Regions from separate parts of the Homo sapiens genome. Here region 2 is linked to region 1. Evidence: chromatin loops called from intact Hi-C (ENCODE). Cell type or tissue: OCI-LY7. All regions are shown on one strand.

Region 1 (8,000 bases):
CTCCAGCAGCCCCACCTTTGCTTAGGTAGTTTACCCTGCTGGAACCTTCTCCCTCCTACTCCCCAGACACAGTTACTATACTGTGGGCCTTGGGGTCACTGTAAGAATGGGCCAAGCCATCATTACACAAGCATTCCTGTAAAATAGCTCACCACTAGGACAGGTTGCTCACTGACCCATGCAATGGGATGAACATGTCCTTGGCATCAAACTGTGTGTTAAGCATTTTCTTATGGGACCTCATTTAACCCTCACAATGCACTATTTATACATAAGAAAAGTCAAGGCCAGGCGTGTGGCTCACACCTGTAATCCCAGCACTTTGGGAGGTGGCTGAGGCAGGCAGGTAACTTAAGCTCAGGAGTTCAAGACCAGCCTGGGCAACATGGCAAAACACCATCTCTACAAAAAAATACAAAAATTAGTTGGGTGTAGTGACGCAGGCCTGTAGTCCCAGCTACTGGGGAGGCTGAGATAGGAGGATCACTCAAGAGTTCGAGGCTGTAGTGAGCTGTGATCGTGCCACTGCACTCAGCCTAGGTGACAGAGCGAGACCTTGTCTCCACCAAAAAAAGAAAGAAAGAAAAAAAAAGTCAAGTTTAACTTAAGTAAAAAAACTACTCAGCTAGAAAGTGGTTCATTTGAATCCAGATCTGCCTGGCTCCAAAGTTTCATCTGTAGATTGAAGTAAAATAGAGGCCGGGATCAGCAGCTCACCCCTATAATCCCAGCACTTGAGGCCAAGGCAGGAGGATGGCTTGAGGCAGGGGTTTGAGACCAACCTGGGCAATACTTCATAACCCCATCTCTACAAAAAATTTTAAAATGATCTGGGTATGGTGGCACTTGCCTGTAGTCCTAGCTACTTGGGAGGCTGAGATGGGAGGAATGCTTGAGCCCAGAAGTTTGAGATTATAGCAAGCTATGATGGCACCAGGGTTCACAACGATTGAAGCACAAGTGAGATTTCACGGAAGTACAAAGGCTTCAAACTGCAGACCTAACCTTTCAGGGATCAGGTTCTAACCCCAGGCTCTTTGGGAAGTCTCCCCCTCCCATTTCCACAAACCAGATTCCTCCTGCTTTGATTGACATCTTTAATGGCACTGCAAACTTTCTGCCTTGAATCAGTGTGTCTATGGACTTCCCCTGTAGACTCCTTCTAGAAAAACAGCTCTGTCAATGAAAACAAACTCATTCATCTTTTTATTACCTTTACATGCTTCACAGTACACTGCAGCAATGTACAGCATTCAAAGCAGAGGAGGGTAACTAAAACAGATGTGTACCATTCACTGATTCCAGCAGCCAAGTTCATAGTTATTTTCTACTGTTACATTTAGACTGGAGGATCCCCAGTGGAATGCATAGGGATATCGTTACCAAATCATTCATAAATCATGTTTTGGAAATTATGGGAAGAGTCTATTTCTTGTAACTATTTATGGTTACCACCCATAACACTTCCAGGCTTAATACAAGGCGCTTGTATAGAAACAGCATTTTGTAGTTTTCCATGTGTGTGTAAACTGTTGGTCACAAGAACAGAAAAATAGCTCAGCAGCTGTCTGAGCTATGTGATGTATGCAAAATGTGTCAAGCCCAGAGAGACATGAGACTTCAGTCATGCTCCTTCCTTCCCAGGGACAATTGTTTAAAGGCATTTTGCTCCTAACTAGCTGCTTTACCCATTACTTTCATGTTAACAAAATTTGTGATACAAAGAACAAAGTATAATGAATCAATAGCTTATATCATTTTAATGTACATTCTTGGTAAATCACTTAGGAACTGTCTCTTCTTTTCATTTATTTATTTATTTAGAGACAGAGTCTCGCTCTGTCGCCCAGGTTGGAGTGCAGTGGCACAATCTCGGCTCACTGCAACCTTCTCCTCCCGGGTTTAAGCGATTCTCCTGCCTCAGCCTCCCAAGTAGCTGAAACTACAGGCGCCCGCCACCATGCCCAGCTAATTTTGTATTTTTAGTAGAGACAGGGTTTCACCATATTGGCCAGGCTGGTCTCGAACTCCTGACCTTGTGATCTGCCTGCCTCGGCCTCCCAAAGTGCCGGGATTACAGGTGTGAGCCACTGCACCCAGCCTTCTTTTCTTTTAAAAACCCACTTGTAACTGCTGCTCATCAGATCATATAATCAGGGCAACTTGAGTCTATGCTCCCGGTTGCAGTCTGCAAACATGGCCCAAATAAATCTCTCTACTTATATTACTTTGGCCTCAGATTTTTCCCTTAGGTCCACAGTCTTATATGATCATAGCCATCCCCATGGAGGGTGGTCCACAAAGCCCCCTTACCCCTCTGTCCCCACCATCAGCACCAAGTCACTGGATCCCCAGCTCTGAGCACCACACCTAATTCTGAGAGGCTTTAGCCACTGATCTCTCTGCCTTCCCAGCTCTGAGTGTTCTCAACACCCTGGATGCAGCTGCCTCATAGGCAGCCCCAGGCCAGCTTTAGGGCAGGTCTGGGGGAAGCCTGCTCAGCCCAGGTTTCTCCTTGAATTCCTTCCTTGGAGGTTCACTGAAGCCCCAGACTAAGCCATCCACCTTCTTTGGGGAAGGAGGCACATAGATAGGGGGAAGGAGTTGGTCGTGAGGAGTTCTGGAGAGCAAAGGACAGCTTTTTCTTTCCTTCTGGGGAGAAAGACTCTGGGCCGGGCGTGGTGGCTCACGCCTGTAATCCCAGCACTTTAGGAGGCTGAGGCAGGTGGATTACTTGAGTTCAGGAGTTTGAGACTAGTCTGACCAACATGGTGAAACCCCATCTCCACTAAAAATACAAAATTAGCTGGGCGGGTGGCGCACACCGGTAATCCCAGCTACTTGGGAGGCTGAGGCAGGAGAACTGCTTGAACCCAGGAGGCGGAGGTTACAGTGACCTGAGATCATGCCATTGCACTCCAGCCTGGGGCAACAAGAGCGAAATTCCACCTCAAATAAAAAAAAAAGAAAAAGAGAAAGACTCTGAACAGCCCTGCGTCAAACGGAGAGGAGGACGTCCAGCAGACCCAAGGACTGGACATGTAGCTGGGTGGAAGTCACCATCTTGGCAATCAGCTAGGAGAAATAATTGGGTTCCAGAAAGAGGCCACCAATCAGGGGATCCTCTCCTACTTTCAAATCAGTCAGAATTCCCACCCAGACACCAGTCAAGGGTTTCCAGGGATCAGCCCTGCCTCAAAGGAAAGGCTGAGAACAAGAGCAAGCTTGTTTTATTCATCAGCCCAACAACACAGCAAGAAGGTAGTAAGTAATGAACTAACTAGCTCAGAGGTTAGATAACATGCCCGAGGTCATACAACCAACAGGGAGAGGACCCAGGGCTGTCATCCAGGATAGTCTAACTTCAAAGCCCTTGCTCTTTTCTCTCAGGCAAAACCAGGGTCTGGTAAGTAATAGGCCTGGGTGTTGGGCAACAGGAAAGCAGGCTGTGTGTGAGCAGATCGGAGAAAACAGAGGACGAAAGTCCAAGCGCATTCCTCACCATGGCACTTGCAACACCGAATAGTGCTCACCTTGATTTATTTCTCCTCCTACGAGGCTGCAAGTTCCTGGCAGGGTGAGGACTGAGTTCTGTGGCCTCTATATGCACAGCATGTGCTAGCATGACGCAGAATCTGTTCTCAGGAATGTTTGCTGATGGTTTCAGCCCTGAGGCTTCTTTTTTCATTTTTATTTTTATTTTTTTGAGATGAAGTCTTTCTCTGTCACCCAGACTGGAGTGCAGTGGTGCAATCTCAGCTCAGTGCAACCTCCGCTTCCCAGGTTCAAGTAATTCTCCTGCCTCAGCCTCCCAAGTAGCTGGGATTACAGGCATGTGCCACCACGCCAGGCTAATTTTATATTTTTAGTAGAGATGGGGTTTCTCCATGTTGGCCAGTCTGATCTAACTCCTGACCTCAAGTGATCCGCCCACCTCAGCCTCCCAAAGTGCTGGGATTACAGGCATAAGCCACCATGCTTGGCCTTTATTTTTATTTATTTATTTTTGACATGGAGTCTCCCTCTGTCACCCAGGCTGGAGTGCAGAGGTGCAGTCTTGGCTCACTACAACCACCGCCTCCCAGGTTGGAGCAATTCTCCTGCCTCAGACACCCTAGTAGCTGGTATTACAGGCACATGCCACCACGCCCGGCTGATTTTTGTATTTTTAGTAGAAACGGGGTTTCACCATGTTGGCCAAACCGGTCTCCTGACTTCAAGTGATCTGCCTGCCTGGGCTTCCCAAAGTGCTGGGATTACAGGCATGAGCCACCCACCCAGCCTTTATTTTTATTTTTTGAGTCTAGGTTTTGCTCTGCTGCTCAGGCTAGAGTGCAGTGGCATGATGACGGCTCAATGCAGCCTTGAACTCCTGGGCTCAAGTGATCCTACCACCTCTGCTTTCCAAAGTGCTGAGATTACAGGCATAAACCACCTTGCCTGGCCTGAGCCCTGAGGCTTCTGAAGGGGAAAGTAGGAGAGAAATCAGGTAAAACCATCACAGTCAGACAATAAGGGTGCAGGCACAAGGGAGTGGAAGGGGCAGAAAGAAAGTAGGCCAAACACTCAGAAAATCATCTGTCTGGATAAATGAGTCTCCTCCTGACACAGCAATAAGAATTTCTCTGAAGCTTGGTGCTCTCAGAGGTCCCAGGGCTGTAGCAGGTAAGTGACCTGTTTTGTTTATAGATAAAAAAAAGTCAAAGGTCAGAAATGTTGCCATGTGGCCTGATTTATTACTTATTTATTGGTTTGTTTGTTTGTTTTCTATTGGGCAGCCTCCTGAGCCAGAGTAGGCTGAGAGACTTCCCCTGTGGCCTGATTTAGTGTGATAAAATATGTACACTTTGGGAAGTAACTTTCCTCAGAGTCCTCCCAGCCTGAGGGGGCAGCCATGAGTCCAGAGGAGAGGCTTAAGAGACTAGGGGGTCAGGGGAGGGCCGAACTTGTCTAGGGAGACCCTGGGAAGTAGTGAGTGACTTCCCAGGGTCACTGGGAAGAGGACCCCACTGTCCTCATCTCAATCCCATCTACTGACCAGCCTTGATCCACTTAGTTTTCTCAGCAAATTAGGCAGAGTGATGTTAAGGCATTGCATGCTTTCTAGCATTCAGAAATCAGCAAGTTCAGAAAGTGTGATCTTGGAGTTCTAGCCAAAAAGGAGTCTGCATGTCCCTCCAACTCTTCCTACTTAGCCTTTTTAAAAACAAAAACAAATCTAGTTCTCTGAGACACAGCTTTGTTCTGACTTCTCCCTTTTCCATGTCCAGGCCCACACCCCATCTGATGTTGCTGAAAGTGCTGTCCTGACCATAGACTTAGTATCTGGCCGAGTTGAGTGGTAGGACAGGCTCAGTAGTGCACAGGGCTCCCCAGTGGTGCTGCTGAAGCTAACAGCCCTGATAACATGAGTGGCAGCCTGCTCTCTGTGTCTCAAGCACTTTCACATTTGCCATCTCACGGGGTCCTCCCAAGGACTGGTCACACCGGGAAGGCAGCTTTACTTACTGTGCTGCTGCAGAGGCAGTGAAGCTACTGGGAACTGAAATCCTCTGCCTGCCAGCTTCCATCCCACCCCTTGCACTGAGGACAGAAGGAAATAGGCCCAGGAGTAGGCAGCAAAGAATTAAAGCCATGTTAGTGAGCAGCTGATGAGGAGACAGGAGACTGCTAAGTTTAGTGGCCTGGGTCGGGGAGACTGGGGCTGATCCCCAAGTTTGCCCATGAAGGGGTTCCAACTCAGAGGCAGTGTCCTGGGGGTACAGCCCAGGCCTTGGCCCTTGCCCCTCCCCATCGGAATATTCTCCTTAAAGCCCACACTCCTTGCCCTCTGTGCCCATAAAGGAGAAGGAATCGAGAGTCTTGGACCAGAACTCGAAGTCACTGCAGCCACCAACCAAAGCCCCCTCCCCACCCAAGTCCACCAGGCCAAGCCAGCTTTTCCTATTGCCTAGGTGCTGGCGGGGGGCGGGGGAGGGGCGGGTACCTTCCCCCCAGTGCACTCGTCCAGAGGTGGGGCTTCCGAAGCTCGCCGGGACCTCCAAGTTCCTCTCCCGGGGAACTGCCCCGCCCCCTCTCTTCCCGCGGGGGGCCAGTACCTGAGGAAGCGGACACCCTGCAACCTGGCTTCCTGCCAACTCCGAGAGAGGGCGGCCCGGGCCCCCAGCACCCCCGAGCTCCCGGCGCACAGCCTCCCCAGGCGCAGCATCCCGACGTAGACAGCCATGGCTCGCTTTGCCCTGCGTCCCGGCCCGAGTAAACTTTTAAAGTGAGCCGGGGCGGGGCGGGCGCGCAGCGGGCGGGGAGGCGGGGAGGGTGGCCTCTGCCTATGGGGTGCGGCGGATTCGGTCTCCGCCGGCGGGGCGGGGCGGGGCGCGGCGGCGGCGACTTCGCGCGGGGCCACCTTCCCCTCCGACCCCGCGGCCCTCCCCCTCCCACCCTCGAAGAATAGCCCTGGTTTCCTCTGGATCCGAAGGCCCCAGCTGCAGTCCGAAACAGATCTTCCTCGCGACCATCCTCAGGGGCCTGGATGTTAGAAGCGCAAAAATTTGTTGATTTCCTAGAGGGAGAGCCAGCAGCACATCCGTGAGGGGCCAGATGGCAAGGTCAAGATCCATCCATCCCCTGCCCCCTCGGGTCACGTGCTGGCCCCGCTACTTGCGAGCCGGGGGCCAAAGGAGCAGGCGCGAAGCGTCCTTGAGGCATGCCAGCTGGAGCAGAGGGCCCCGCGGGGTTGGGGAGGCAGCCAGAACAAAGGGTGTCGCGGGTGAGCCCCCTGCGGGCCCGCTGGCGCCAGAGTCCCAGCTGAGGCCAGATGTCAGCTTCAGAAGGAACACCAGTTGTACCCCATCTCACAGGAGGCATCCTCCCATCCCTCCTCGGCGCCTCTGCCTTGACCTTCTGCACAGGGTTGGGGGCCGGACACGTAAGGTGGCCTCAGGGACTGGGACCTGTGTATTTCATCCTCCATCTGCCTGTCTTGGGGCCTGTGGCACAGTTCCCTGTGCTGCCCCAGGTGTGAATGGAAAGCAACCCTATGCCCCTCCTTAGGGTTCCTGAGGCCCAGGGGTGAGTGGGGTACTAAGACCTGGGCAGAGCTGCGGGACAGAGAAGGTGATAGCTCTGGTCCTGGCTAGGAAAAGTGGCACTGGGCACCAAAGAGTAGCACAGTTTATACCTGTTCCAGGTCCACACTGCCTCGGCCTAGCCATGACTCTTCCTCTAGAGAAGGAGCTGGAGAAGAATGGGGCAAAGGCCCTGGCAGTGTGACCTCCCCTCTCCTGACTGGAGGAGATGAAGTAAACCCTGCCAGGCAGAAGGGGTGGCTGAGAGTGGAGCCTGGCCTGAGGTGACCTTTGCCCTTATCTGGGAACTCTGGCTCCACTTGGGTCATGAGAAGGAGTCCATGCTGGGCCTCTTTATGATCTTGAGCGTGACCTCAAATCCTCCCTGGAACCCCGGTTCCTAGGGAGGGTCCCCACACTTCAGTTTCTGTGGGGTTGGGGCAGGAAGAGACAGAGGAACAAAGAGATCACCGGAGGCTGGGCCTGCAAGGGTGTGCTTTCCTAATTAGACTAACTGTCTTTGATAGCGGACCAGGGAATGTGGAGGGCTGGGGCATTCACAAGTCTGGGTTCCCAGCCGTGGCTGGCAGGCTTAGCCTCTAGCATGCTGGGTGACCCTGGGTAAACCACTGTCCCTCTCTTGGCCTATGAAGTGTGGGGTGGGTACTGATCTTGTAGGTCCTTCCACTCTTCTGGCTAGTTTGAGGGTCAGTCCTAGAGTGGGAGAGAAGTGAGTTCCTCCTTGAACTTTGCTCCAGCCTCGGCTTTTCAAGACACTGGGCTTTCCTGACTCTTCCTAGGTGCACAGGCCGTGGCATCATAGCCATCAGTTTCAGGGTATCTTGTACATGCCAGGCTCTTCAAGGACATTTTCTCTGACCCTCACAAACACCCTGCAAGGAACAGGCATGGCTTGGAATGTGTCTTTGTTTTTAT
Region 2 (8,000 bases), 67 kb after region 1:
CTGCTCCCCTGACTCAGAGGGAACCCAGGCTGGATGCTGCAGAGAAAGATTCCAAAGGCCCTTTCTTTTCCATACTGAACACTTGTTTCTCCTTGGCCAGAGCACAGGTGCCCTTTTGTCAGGATTTGGGTCGGGGGTGGGGGGCATGAAGGCAAGGGGTTGGTGGATCGGGGTGCTTACGTATTGGCTGGGACTCCGGAAGAAGTGGCAGGCGCAGAGGACCTGGCAGCACTGGGGGTCGCGCTGGTGCAGCAGCAGCAGCAGCAGGATGGCCATGATGAACACTGTGGATGAGGCTGCCTTCCCCCAAGAGGCACCGTCAGGGGGCAGCCTGGACCCAGCATGTGCAGGCCCATCTCCTCACCAGATTGGAATTCACTCCAGAAGCTGGTGTAGGAATGACCTGGCTGGTACTGATACCAGCTTGACAAGCAAGGCAAACTGAGGTGCAGGCAGCTCCCTTTTTGCTACGGCATCAAGTCCCTGGGGCAGAGATTTGTGAGGGGGAGCAGAGTAGCCCTGTCCCTTCCCTGCCTGCAGCCCAGGGGGTGATGTGTGTAAGGGAGATTTTACAGAGACACAAAGGGAGGGGATGGAGCAGATACCCTGAGAAACTGGATCTGAGGAGGCAGGAAAGGACCCAAGAGCCCAGCTCAACAGCTCCTGGTGCCCAGCCCCTCTTGTTACCAAAGATTGTGGCATCATAGGACCTGGCACAGGGAAGGGACCAGAGGGATCAAAGACCAGCCATGTGCAGCATACTTCTCAAGTCTTGGCTGGGGAGGGCTGTTGCTTGAGGTGACCCTATAGATGAAGAATCTGGGCTTTGCCTACAGTGAGGGGCCAAAGGTGCCTCTGCCCCACCCCTGGGACACGGAATGGCAGTAGGTACTCACTGGTGGCCACGACTATGGCCAGGAGGCTGTTGTCCATGGTGATGTCTGCACACGGAGAAGCAGTGGCAGGGGATGCCAAGAAAGGGCATCAGTCTTGAGGGCAGCCAGCAGGGCCACAGGGCTGACCCTCCCCGAGGTGCCACACCCCTCCCTGGGAACCCTGGCCCAGAGGAACAGCTTCATTCAGAGCAGGGGCATCTGTAAGCAGCTTTCCAGGAGCTCAGCCTCTCCTGCCTCTGCAGGCCTGGCAGCTATGAGTGTCCCACTACAACCTTCAGAGCAGGGGTTGGGGGGAACAGGCCCTGCTTCTGCTGAACCTGACAGCCAGTGGGACTCCAACTCGCCCAGATCTCTGCACTTCTCAGTCCCAGATCCCTCCCAGCCCCATTGCCCACCTCCACTTCCCATTGGCTCAGATAACTGGGCTCTGGATGTTAATTGGCTGTCTTCTGGTCTTGGCTTCCACCTCTAACAGAACCGTGGTGTCCATGGTTGCCCTGGAAACTGGGTACGCCAGGCCATGAAATACAAAAGCCTCTCTGCCCAGGCTCTCCTCCTCCCTCCAAAGCAGTTATTGTGCAGCTCTGGGGGCCCAGCCTGCCTTTGGCCGCTCCCCGCCCCCACTCTGTGTCCTGCCTGGCCCAAATCCTGATTTTGACCCCAGTGGCCCAGCCAGGAGTGGATTTCAAAGAAACCTCAAAAAACCCAAGCCTCCAGGCTGAGCTAACCCTACAGAAAGGTGGGGGATAGAGAACACTGTCTGCCAGGAACTCAGGCAGCAAAGCTGAGCTCTCACCTCAGTGACCTGGACAGGGGAGAGAATGGGAGAGGAGCACCTCCACCCCCAAATCTGCCCTCTGAACCTGTCAGGAGGAGTCCTGGAGGCTGGTCCTGGGTCCTGCAGTGCTTCCAACTCAGTGGGGCCAAGACAGGCCTGCCAGAGCAGCAGGGGTGGGGTTACGCTTCCCTAGTTCTGCCTGCCTGCTTGTTAGAAAGGCCTGAGGAGCTTTAAAAGCATACCACTGTGGGTTGCCACCTCAGACCGTTAAATCAGAATCCTCTGTCAGGATCACGACTCACTTGAGTTGAAGAATGTAAACTCCAAATGTTTACAGCAGGTGACAATAATGGGGAACTACGACCTGATCTAATATGGTGGAGAAGGACAGGGATGCGGCGAGTGCATGTGTTACCTAAGATTTTTTTTTTTTTTTAATGGTACTTTGAGGCCAGGAGTAGTGGCTGATGCCTGTCATCCCAACGCTTTGGGAGGTTGGAGCGGGAGGACTGCTTGAGGCCAGGAGTTTGAGACCAGCCTGGGCAACATGGAGAGACCCCTGTTCTGCCAATAAATAAATAAATAAAATAAATAAATAAATAAATAAATAAATAAAGAATGCATGCATGCCAGGCATGGTCGTGCACATCTGTGACCCTAGCTACTTAGGAGGATCACTTGCGCTCAGGAGGTCAAGGCTGCAGTGAGCTATGATCGTGATCGTGCCTGGACAACAGAGCCAGACCCTGTCTCTAAAAATACTACTACTACTTTGAAAACCGTTGTGCTAGCCTAACACAGCACAGCCATAGCCCAGGTTAAACCCACAGGCTAGTTTGTGAGCTCTTGGCCAGCAGAGTCTAAGTGTTCTAATATTTACTGCCTGTGCCTAATATGCTGAACCTAGTTGTTAATTTTTCCTCCTTATTGACCTGAGAGTTGATATTGGGAAACAAAAACCACAACATTCTGGAGAACCAGGGTACAGCTTCAGATGTTCACTAAAACAGGAGCCAGAAAAAACGAATTATCTTAGCCTCTGAACCTAAGTACCTTTTCCTTCGAATTCTTGCCATTAGCTCCTTCCTGCTTACCTGCCCAGCCAGGCTCTTATGCGAGCCGGAGAGTGTAGTGACTGAGTGGCTCTGGAGGCTTCCTGCCTCTTTCTGAAGGCTGCTGCCACCATCAAATAGTTAGCTGTGACTTTGGGCTCGTCATTTCACAGCTCTAAGCCTCAGTTTTCTGATCTGCTAAATGATGATAATAAAAATGCCTCCCTCCAAGAGTTGTAAGGATTGAGATACTACAGGCATGGTTAGCACCACGGCAGCTGACAAAAACCCCAGTGCTGTTATCGGTTGGTTGTCAGGAGTGCCCCCTCCTGGCAACTAGGAGAACTTGACATGTGGCAGCCTGGGCAGGAATTTGTTCCCCAAGCTGAGCTCAGTGTGGCTGGCTGATAGGGTGACTTTAGAGGTCTAGAAACCTTCACCCTTGCTCCCACATTAAGCAAGCTGTGAAGGACTGATACCGAGCTCCGGCTGTCAATGGTAGGAGAGTGGGAGGGGGAGAGGAGGCTTGGGAAAGGGAGGGAGGATGGACAACCCTTTTCAACATGAGTCCTAGGACAGTGACGAGGGACCTAGGCTGCTGCTGCTCCTGCCCCGAAAAGAAAAAGCTCCAATCATAACGACCAGGCCATGGCTGGGATTGCCTCTGTTGAAGGTGCCCCATGTGGCAGGGCCAGTCTTCTAGGATGGACCCTGCTAAGGCCAAGGATAGAGAAGCCAGCACCTGCTGCAGCCTGGCCTGGTGGTGGGGGTGGGAGTGCTGGGTCAGGGCTCTCAAACTAAGCTCAGGTCCTGCTGGTCCCCTGGCTTGCTGGGTGGCAAAGAAGAAGTCTTTGAGCCTCTCTGGGCCTGTTTACCCCTCAGAAAAAGGAGCTGGATTAGATGTTTTTTGAGACAGGGTCTCACTCTGTCACCCAGGCTGGAGTGCAGTGGTGCAATTTTGGCTCACTGCAGCTTCAAACTCCTGCTTCAGCCTCCTGAGTAGCTGGGACTACAGATGTGCGCCACCACGCCTGGCTAATTAAAAAAAAATTCTTGTAGAGACGAGGTCTCACTGTTTCCCAGGCTGGTCCCAAACTCCTGGGCTGAGGTAATCTTCCTGCCTCAGCCTCCCAGTGTTGAGATGACAGGCGTGAACCCCTGCACCCAGGCTAGATGGGTTCTTGAGTCCCTCTGGGTGGATTCTAAACTGTTCTTAATCTGGAGGAATGAGATCTTTACCTTCTCAAGGCTACCAAAGTACCAGCTAAGACTTCTGGAGAAGGCCCAATGAATGGTGATGGCTTCCTGACACCCAGGAGGAAAAACACAGAGCCCAGAGTAGAGAGATAGAGATATATTTCTTCTGTTGCATATTTCAGACTTCACGCTGAGCTTCAGGCACAATTACTCCAGGTTCTTCTGAGAGTCTTGACAGAGTCTTCTTCCCACGCTGCTCATGTGACCTCACTTCCAGTGCACACCTGGAAACTCTGCATGGGTCTCAGTGGGCCCTGACCCTGCCTTTCCCATCCAGGGGCAGGGTATGCTGGAAAGCCCTGGAGCCGCCCCACCCCACTTCTAGGGTCCCCTGGCTACAAAAGAACTGTCCTGCTAGAGCCCAGCTCTGCAGCGCCCCCGATATCACCTGTTCTTCGGGCCTTAGAGCCTGGCAGGGCACTTGCAGCCCTGTGGAGCCTCAGCCACGAGCACCACAGGCCCAGAATGGGGCATGAGGCCCTGGAGAGTGAGGCAGGCCCAGCCTCGTGCAGAACAATAGCAGGTGGGCTCAGCAAGCCCCTGCTCCCCACAGACATGGCCCACTTCCTGGGGCTGCTCTGAGCCCTATTGCACATCTTCTGTTCTAGTTTCTCTCCCAACCACCCATTTTCCTTTTTAAATTAAAAAAAAAAAAAAAAAAAGAAAAAAAAGAAATTCAAACTAGACAGGAAGGTGAGGAAGAGCTGGGTGTGGAATGCTGCTGGTGCCCTTCTCGCGTTCCCGCCAGCCCTCTGATCCCCAACAGAGACATCAGCAGTAGTTCATACTGTGTCCACCTTCCCTGCCGTCTGTGTGGGTTCTTGATGGCTGAAATGGGTGTGCAGCCTGGGCCTCTGGTTCTTGCCTGTGGGAGGGGACACCCCTCCACTGTCTGTAAGGTGCAATTTCCCGGGTCCTCCACGGGTACTGGCTGGGGCCCTGCTACCTGAGTCGCCCGTCTGCTTTGACAGGCCCCAGCTCTGATTTGGGGTCGGGGGACAGAGAGCTCCAGCTGGTCAGTCTGCAGGGCTCCAGGGAGGGGCAGGGAGAGGGGCCTATGGCACACAGTCCAGCCACGGACCAGAAGCTGCTCAGTTCCCTGTCTGTCCAGGCCTCGAGCGCAGGGCCTGTGAGCTGTGTGTGCCGCTGGGCAGCCTCCTCCGCGAGCTCCGGCTGAGGCAGGTTCAGGATGCTACTCAGGCCCTGGAAACTCTGCTCCATGTACTCGTTGTGGGGTGGCCCTGCGTGCAGCCAGCTGGCATCATCTGTGGGTGCAGAGCAGGCAGTAAGCACACCCCCTGCAACAGACTCCGTGGAGGCCAGACCCAGGAGTTGGGTCTGGGTACCCCAGTTCCTGTCACAGCCCTACTTCTGAGTCACAGCTTGCTGAATGACCTTGGGCTAATCCAAGGGACTTTCTGTGCCTATAAAACTGAGTTTTATAAAATCAAGGCAGTAAGCCTTAGATTCCCAACTTTAGGATGCAGTAAAGCAGTGGGTTCAAGGCACTTTAGAAAAGGGAACAGTCTGGTTTGTGTCCCATACCCTTTCTTGACCATCATTGGTGGCTCCTAGAGCCCTCAGAAGCCTGTACTCGGGCACTTCAGCTCTTCATGCACAGACAATGGCCAGCTTTGTCCCCTTGGCTTAGAGCACCTCCTCTGACTTTGTCCTTGAGGCGCAGCCCCTGTCCCTACCTGCTGTGCATTGTTGCCATTCTTCCCTTGACTGGGAGGTCCAGGTGTGCGGGGGACACAGCTTGCCTGCCCTGGATCTGCTGCAGCCCCACCAGCACCCCCTCCTCCTCTAGGGTACCCCACCTCTTAACCACCTTCTTGTGATAGGACGTGGTGGGGGAAGGAAACACCTACCAATTGATCACCTCCTGCATACCGGCCACTTTCCCTCCAGAGGCTCATCCCTCATAGCTCCCAGGGGGAGTTACTTATACTAGGCCCTCCCTTGCAGGAAATTTGCCCAGCCTGTGTCTCTGTTCAGAGCCTGCTCCCTTAGCCTCAGCCAAATGGGCAGAGAGCCACATGACCCTGCCCACCTGGCCAGACAGTGGACTGGGATAGCCAATCAGATTTGCTGTCCCAAGAATGTGAAACCTGGGGACTAAAAGTCTCTGGTCAGTGTCTGTTGCACTGAGAGGCCATGGATGGGGAGCCAGAGCCTGAGGCCAATGCATAGAGACAGGACAGGATGAGGAACAAGATAGCCCCAGAGAGATGGAGAAAGCACCTCTGGTTCACAGTGAGGCCTGAGACATTTCCTAGCTTTGTGAAGGAGACCTCTGCATTCTTCCAGTCTTCTCCCCTTTTTAACTCAAGCTAGGTTGAGTGGATTTGTGTTGCATGAACCAGGAGGTCCCTGATAGGTGTACTATTCCAGCTTCACGTGCTAAGACTGAGGCCCAGGAAGGCCAGGTAACTTCCAAGGACAAAAAGCCAATGAACTTGTGAGAGTTATGTTCCAAACCAAGTGTGCATGACTGTAAAGCTCCCTTTTCCACCACACTGCAGTGCAGGACCCTGCATGCTACAGGAAAGAAGATGAAGGCCCCAGCCCTTCCATGCTTCCCTGACTCTAGGGATGGGAGTCAGCTCTGATGGTTGGCTTCTTGAGGTCACCTCTCTGGCGAGTCCTATTCTGTCTGGCTTCTGGGCCTCATTTGAGAACTGCACGCTTACCTTTCCTGAGAGGTAGTTTGCGGTTGAAGGTCAAGGGCAGCACAAGGAAGCGGGTCTCACCCAGCGGTTCCCAGAACTGAAGGAGTCGAACAGTCCAGGGCCCTGGCCGCAGGGGCCGGCTCAGTGGGGGCTTGTATTGCGTGACCTCAGTCTCCGTATCTACTGTGATGTCATAAGATGTGGCCACCACATAGGTTGGGTCGATCCAGACCACTGTGGCTGTGAGGTTGGGGCCCCGGGCCCAGCGCTGCACGGCCACAGGCTCGTCCAGCGGCCCCAGTAACCCCCCAAAGTTCCGGAAAAGACGCTCTTTGGGGTCCCAATCAGTGCCAACCTGTAGAGAGAGAGGCAGCTGGGCAGGAGTGTGGGGGAAAGGTCCTTCTCCCTCCTCTGAAGCTGCCTCTCACTGTGTAATCTCAGGCCAGTCACTGTCTCTTTCTGGGCCTCAGTTTCCCCATCTGCAAAATGAAGGGGTCAGACTAGGAGACCTTTAATATCTCTCCCAGCTCTGAGATTCGTTCTAGGCTTCCATTCTGACTGCTAGGCAGTGGAGGTCAGTCCCCCTTATTGGGGACAATACGGCAGGGATGAGGTTCAAAGTCCTGCCCAGAGACCATTCCCACATGAAGCCAAAGCCTCTGAGAAAGAGACTATGAGGAGGGGCCAGGCGCGGTGGCTTGCGCTTGTATTCCCAGCACTCTGGGAGGCCGAGGCGGGTGGATCACAAGGTCAGGAGATCGAGATCATCCTGGTCAACATGGTGAAACCCCGTCTCTATTAAAAATACAAAAAAAAAAATTAGCTGGGCGTGGTGGCGCGCGCCTGTAGTCCCAGCTACGCGGGAGGCTGAGGTAGGAGAATCGCTTGAACCTGGGAGGCAGAGGTTGCAGTGAGCCGAGATTGTGCCACTGCGACAGAGTGAGACTGTCTCAAAAAAAAAAAAAAAAAGACTATGAGGAGCCACTCAGAAGTGTAGTTTCATGGCCCAACTCGAATGTCCCTGCCCCTCTAGGCGAAATCTCTGTAGTCTGGAAGATTGGGCTTGTGTTGTAGTGGAACTGATAATTCCCTCCCTGCTCCCTGCATGTCCTCTGCATACCCCAACCAGGAGGTGCTCCTCAGTGTGCACAGGCTGGGGGGTGACACAGGATGTCTGCATGGGGGCATCACCATGGCTGCCATGACTGGGAAAAATAACCTTACCCCTCCCTTGGTGTCTGTCCCTCTCTTCCCACTACCCCAAGTCTGGGTGGGGGTTGGGAGAAAGCAAGTGGGGGACCTGTCCCACCTCCAGACTCTGGAGCCGGCTGGCCTGGTCACTGCG

The links. A loop is a pair of places that touch in the nucleus more often than their neighbours do. Peaks named below come from ENCODE experiments on the same cell type or tissue, not always from the same donor. Only the 100,000 strongest peaks of a DNase experiment are listed, where the experiment ranks them.
Region 2: a loop joins it to region 1, with 7 times the contacts of the local background. A loop is called at or near these places in 5 of 110 quality-filtered maps.

What each region holds. Positions count from the first base shown.
Region 1 is chr17:50,424,488-50,432,487 of GRCh38, reverse strand. ACSF2 (acyl-CoA synthetase family member 2) reads right to left here and starts at 6,270. Exons shown (of 16, transcript NM_025149.6): 1 at 6,099-6,270. The coding sequence starts at 6,226. RefSeq lists enhancers at 543-1,238, 6,194-6,738 and a silencer at 6,138-6,457. In OCI-LY7, CTCF peaks have their summits at 4,682 and 4,882; DNase peaks (open chromatin) are centred at 4,887, 5,377, 6,237 and 6,647; H3K4me3 peaks cover 2,781 bases; H3K27ac peaks cover 2,103 bases.
Region 2 is chr17:50,357,217-50,365,216 of GRCh38, reverse strand. XYLT2 (xylosyltransferase 2) reads right to left here. Exons shown (of 11, transcript NM_022167.4): 9 at 7,965-8,000; 10 at 6,677-7,010; 11 at 4,032-5,248. The coding sequence ends at 4,926. Among named protein-coding and RNA genes, the nearest start is that of MRPL27, 12 kb to the left of the region's middle. In OCI-LY7, CTCF peaks have their summits at 2,852 and 3,061 (motif pointing left); a DNase peak (open chromatin) is centred at 3,036; H3K27ac peaks cover 551 bases.